2 separate regions of the Homo sapiens genome follow, and region 2 is linked to region 1. The links are chromatin loops, found by intact Hi-C in ENCODE. Cell type or tissue: endothelial cell of umbilical vein. All regions are shown on one strand. Region 1 overlaps IGF2R (insulin like growth factor 2 receptor). Region 2 overlaps SOD2 (superoxide dismutase 2).

Region 1 (2,500 bases):
CTGTCCATTCTGAGTCTGTAAGAAGGTGGAGAGGGGCAGCCCCAGCTGGGTGTTAGGCTTTGCGGAGCCTCTGCTGTCTGATGTTTGGCTCCAGCATCTTCAAAGCAGGGGCTTTTCTCCTCTGTCCACCTGATTGGCCTTTGTGAGGAACCACCACCTGGCGGTGGCCTCATTAGCATCATGGGCCAGCCAGCTGAGCTGACAGCCCGCAGGTTTTCTAGAAAGGCCCACCTTCCCTTGTAGTTTGCACACTCCAGGAAGGGCCCTGGGTCTGGGAGGGTTTTCTGGGACCTTGGTGACAGGGAGAGTAGGGGGCTGAACATTAAGGTCTGAATTCTGCGCTGGGGGCTGGATTGTCCTTAAAGGCGGTTGGCCTCAGACATCCACATGGCAAAGCAGGGAGTTTAGCCCATCTACAACTCTTCTTTATACATGAGGAGCAAAGTATGAGACCGCCCAGGTAATTGCTCTGATTGGAAGAAAATCATCACGGAGCAGGGTTTAGGGTTGAAATACTGGCCTGCATCCTGTACTGTTGAGTTGATCTGAGCCAAGGATAGCAGAGAGGACCAGCCATTTTTGTGGTAGCTTTCTGTTGTGGAGGGCACTTGCCCACCTCCTGGGAACGCCACACCCTGGTGTGTTTGCCCTTGTTCTGTTTCCCCTGCTGCTCTTCTGCTGGAAGCTCTGGACTCACCTGTCTCTGTTGTGGATGGTGCAGGGCGGGCAGGCCAGAGTGGCATCCTTGTCCTGAGAGGTCCCAGGAGGCAGTTGAGTGTGTATGTGTGCGTGAGTGCGTGTGTGAGTGCACGAGTGTGTGAGTGCAAGTGTGTGTGTCTGAGTGTCTGTGAGTGCAAGTGTGTGTGTCTGAGTGTGTGTGTGTGAGTGTGTTTGTCTGAGTGCGTGTGTCTCTGTCTTCATCAGCTCCTAGGAGATGCCTCCGGACAGGGGCCTGCCCGTCTCTCCCTCCAGTTCCTTGCCAGTGTCATGTGACACTCCTTTCAGAGGGCACCCCCCGCCCCCAGCCAACTCACCTTTTTTTGTAAACTTAGTTTTTAAGCAGTCCAACTCTCTCTCTGGATTCAAATGAAAGCTTTAGATCATAGTCTGTTTCGATAGCTCTGTGTTCCTGGTGGTGGTTTTCTCCTCACAATGACCTTGTAGGCTAGCTGAGTTTTGTCGAGGAAGTTGAGCTGGGAGAGACTGGCTCACACAGCTTGTTAGTCAGCGCTGGGGCAGGAATCTGGCCCAGGCCCTTCATGGCACCTTTCTTAGGGTAGCGTGCCCCCTCTCTATTCCAGGTGACCTCTGTTACGCAGTCCCCATTGCCTGCCCTGGTTCCCTGGGCTCTGACATCAACTTAGATGTCGTGTTTGACTTAGGGCTTCCAGCCGGATCCCTCTCCATACACCGGGCTTCCTTCCAGACCCTGCATACCTCTCAGGGAAAACCAAAGGCTGACGTTTGGCATTTCCCTGCTTCTATTTATTTGTATTTGTCGGCCCTGTATCTTTGTCCACAGCTTTGTGGGTTTGTTAGAATAGGAAGTGAAGTACTTCCTATATAAGCTCTGGCCATGCTGTGTCAAACTCACGTGCTTCCCCAGCCTTCAGCTCGGGGTAGGAGTCTTCATGCAAATCAGATTGTTTCTCTTTTAGTGTAGGCAACAGCAAGTTGTTGACGACAGTGGTTACCTTAGGCTCTTGACATTCTGCTCCCAAGGTCCAGTGTGGGAACCCTGCCTCCTTGCTCCTCTTCCTTGCTGTTTTTTCCCTTTCTCCTTAGTTAAGGAGACTGGTCTGGATTTCTGAAGGTGACTGTGCTGGATATGTATGAGCTGAAACACTGTCTGATACTGTTGAGGGACAGTAGTGAGCCAGGTGATTTCTTGAATACTCTGTTAGAGGACTTGCGTGCATGTCGAAAGTAGGAGAATCTTTTTTGGATGTTCAGGTTGGAAACACTTCACATTCTCTTTGTCTCCAACATGTTAGATTTGTTGCTTGCTGTAGACTCAGAGAAACATTTCTCTAGCTAGTGACCATGTATCTTGTTATGTGAATTTCACTTATGTGTCACCAACTGGGTTTCTGTCTTTTAAGGAAACCAAATTACAGATTCACACGTGCCTACTTTTATTATTACTGATCCCATCCTGCCTTTATCTTGCTTTATTAATTGCAGGCCAGTAGTAAAATGTTTAATAGTTACATGACCATTAGCATAACCCCAAGATTCACAGGGACTGAGGAAACTAAGATATATTTTAAAAGAGTTTGGATATATGGCAATAAATGAGGAAGGGACAGAGTGATACTTCATGGAGATGTTTTGTGTTGAAGGGAAGGAACCCAGTTTTCTAAGATTTATTTTCTTTAAGAGATTGAGCATACCATATATTTTGATCATAGAATTTTACATACTTTAGATGCTAGCTGTTTTTAAAAGGAAAGAACTCCAAATTACATCTTGCAAGCTATTGTGGTTTTGCAAGCATTGA
Region 2 (2,500 bases), 290 kb before region 1:
GGAGGCTGAGGCAGGAGAATTGCTTGAACCCAGGAGACGGAGGTTGTAGTGAGCCGAGATCACATCACTGCACTCCAACCTGCGGGACAGACTGAGATTCCGTCAAAAAAAAAAAAAAAAAAAAAAGTATGTCTGACTAGGCACGGTGGCTCACACCTGTAATCCCAGCACTCTGGAAGGCCGAGGTGCGTGGATAGGGGAGCCCAGGAATTCAAGAGCAGCCTGGGCAACATAGTGTGACCCCGTCTGTTTTTTTTAGACAGAATTAAAAAAAAAATTTTTAAAAGGAACATACGTAGACAATGCTGCTTTCTGAAACAAGCTCCAGTTGTTTAGCGATTCAGAAAGGAGAGAACCAACTGATATCTGAATACACAGCTAATCTCAAAGGGTTTTTTAAAGACACCAACTTTTTTTTTCCTTTGTTAGGTTTACAAACAGTTTTTTATAGATCTGTGTTTCCCTTATTAAATTTTCTTGAGAGTCACTCTAAAAATAGATGTAACTTTTCTATTGTTTTTTAATAAATCAATAGTAACTGAATTTTTAAAATGGGAAAGATACATGCTTAATGAGAGATAATTTAATAATCTTAACATCTTACAGTTTGCTTACTCATTTTAAAATTAATAAAAATTGAGGGCTTAATATCTGCTTTTAAGAACACTTTTCTGAAATTCAACATTTTATTTGGTTTCAGTTTAGTTTTTGCCTCAAATAATAATAAAAGTCAAATGCTTTTTGTTGAAAAATATTCATATTAGTCAGTTAAATGTGATGAGATTATGACATTGTTTTATCTTTTTTCCCCAAGTTTTCAAACATGAAAATCTTTTTAATAATTTTTAAAATATGTTTAAGTAAAAGAAAGCTCTGCAGGTACTCAATCACTTATAAACAATATAGTACAATACAATAAAAAGCTTTTTTCCAGTGGGTTGTATTACATAAGTAAGGCTCTGATTCCACAAGTAAAGGACTGAAATTAAGTTGTTTTTAAAATACTGAAGAGAAAGGTTCCTGGTGTCAGATGTTGCCTTACAGGAAGTACTTTCACAACTGGGGTATTCCCCAGTCTCTCCCCATTACATGTTTCCCAAATTTGTTATTTCCTAAATCACGGGGCCTTTTCCCGTAATTCAAGGTTCGTCTGTCTCAAGTAAATCTTCCAGAATGTGGTAACTTCCTCCTCTTTTAATCATTTACTTCAAACACAATCAGGCTGAAATACTGCATTTTTCCACTAGATGCCTCCAGTCAACAAGATGTGACTGTCTAAAAATTACTCAACAAATTTCATAACCCCGAAATTCAAAACATTTAAGGAAAAGTAAACATTTTTTACTACGTAGCTTACCAAGCAATACAGAGAGTCTAAAAAACATGACTATCGATTATCTTCCTTGTGCAAACCACTAACGAATAAATTAAAAAGACAATACTATTTTGTAAAAAACGTTAAAACATAACATTCCCATACACACCCCCAAAAGGCACAGACTCAAAAAGTCCACATACCCCTGGTTTTATCAACCGAGCTCTTGAGAAAAAAAAAAAAAGTTAACAACATATATTTTAATTGCATTACAAATATGAGTAAATAGTAAATAAAAACAAGCCTGTTTCAGTTTCCCACTAAAGGGCTATTTTCCTTGTGAACTTTGACCCCTAAGGGAAATCAAGAAAAGTATCAAGTCTAAAGATCCTGAACTGTTCCACAGTTAGGTTACTGCTTTTTTGGTAACGCACACCACAACGGTGTGCCTCCTCCTCTCCCACCTGAAGTCAAGTGGGCTCAGTGAAGTTTCACCTGCAGGGTAGCTGGGGATGCAGGGAGTCTCCAAGTCCTAGGCTGGAGTCCCGACCCCGTTTGCTCTCAGGAAGATGACAAGGACCATGGTTCCTAGCACGGAGTAGTGTCCTCCTGTCTCCCACCTTCAGTGTGACCTGGCAGTAAGACACCACTCCCACTTCTATCAGGAGGTGACCCTGACACTCAGAGACACCTGCGGACCCGATGATGTCTGGCCACCAGTGGACAGGCGCTCTCAGCCCTCCTGCAAACGGCTGGCACACCTACCTGAGAGACCAAACATTTCCCCAAAGCACATTATACAACAAGAACAATTTCAATTTGCAAAAAAAACGAGTGACACAGTAGAGCTTTCTTTTCAGGCCCTACAATTCACCAGTGCTGGCAATATGTGTAACGGAATGTGGCTCACAACAGTAAGGCAAGCTCCTTCGCAGGACCCCAAGTTCCCTGAGATGACAGAAGTGTGTTCAAACCCATCGAGGCACTCCTTCTACAATGAGGTAGACCATGTGTTTAAAAGAGAGACTATCGTGCCTGGAAAACTCGGAACCGGTACAAATACGAAGCGAGTTCTCCTCCACGGAGAGGCCCGTCCGTATGGGGCCTGGCTCCCTGGGGTCGCCTCTGCCGGGGACTGCCTCCCGCCGCTCAGCCTGGAACCTACCCTTGGCCAACGCCTCCTGG

The links. Hi-C counts contacts between places; a loop is a spot of excess contacts. Peaks named below come from ENCODE experiments on the same cell type or tissue, not always from the same donor. Only the 100,000 strongest peaks of a DNase experiment are listed, where the experiment ranks them.
Region 2: it touches region 1 in a loop (4-fold over the local background); 7 of 110 quality-filtered maps call a loop at or near these places.

What each region holds. Positions count from the first base shown.
Region 1 is chr6:159,980,468-159,982,967 of GRCh38, forward strand. The region is part of intron 1 of IGF2R (insulin like growth factor 2 receptor); the gene reads left to right. Among named protein-coding and RNA genes, the nearest start is that of IGF2R, 13 kb to the left of the region's middle. RefSeq lists enhancers at 1-502, 1,335-1,384, 1,395-1,504, 1,695-1,864. In endothelial cell of umbilical vein, no CTCF peak of the experiment used is centred here; a DNase peak (open chromatin) is centred at 1,424; H3K27ac peaks cover 537 bases.
Region 2 is chr6:159,690,181-159,692,680 of GRCh38, forward strand. It overlaps SOD2 (superoxide dismutase 2), which reads right to left. Exons shown (of 5, transcript NM_000636.4): 2 at 2,481-2,500. Among named protein-coding and RNA genes, the nearest start is that of SOD2, 1.8 kb to the right of the region's middle. RefSeq lists an enhancer at 2,304-2,373. In endothelial cell of umbilical vein, a CTCF peak has its summit at 1,233; a DNase peak (open chromatin) is centred at 1,191; H3K4me3 peaks cover 816 bases; H3K27ac peaks cover 1,306 bases.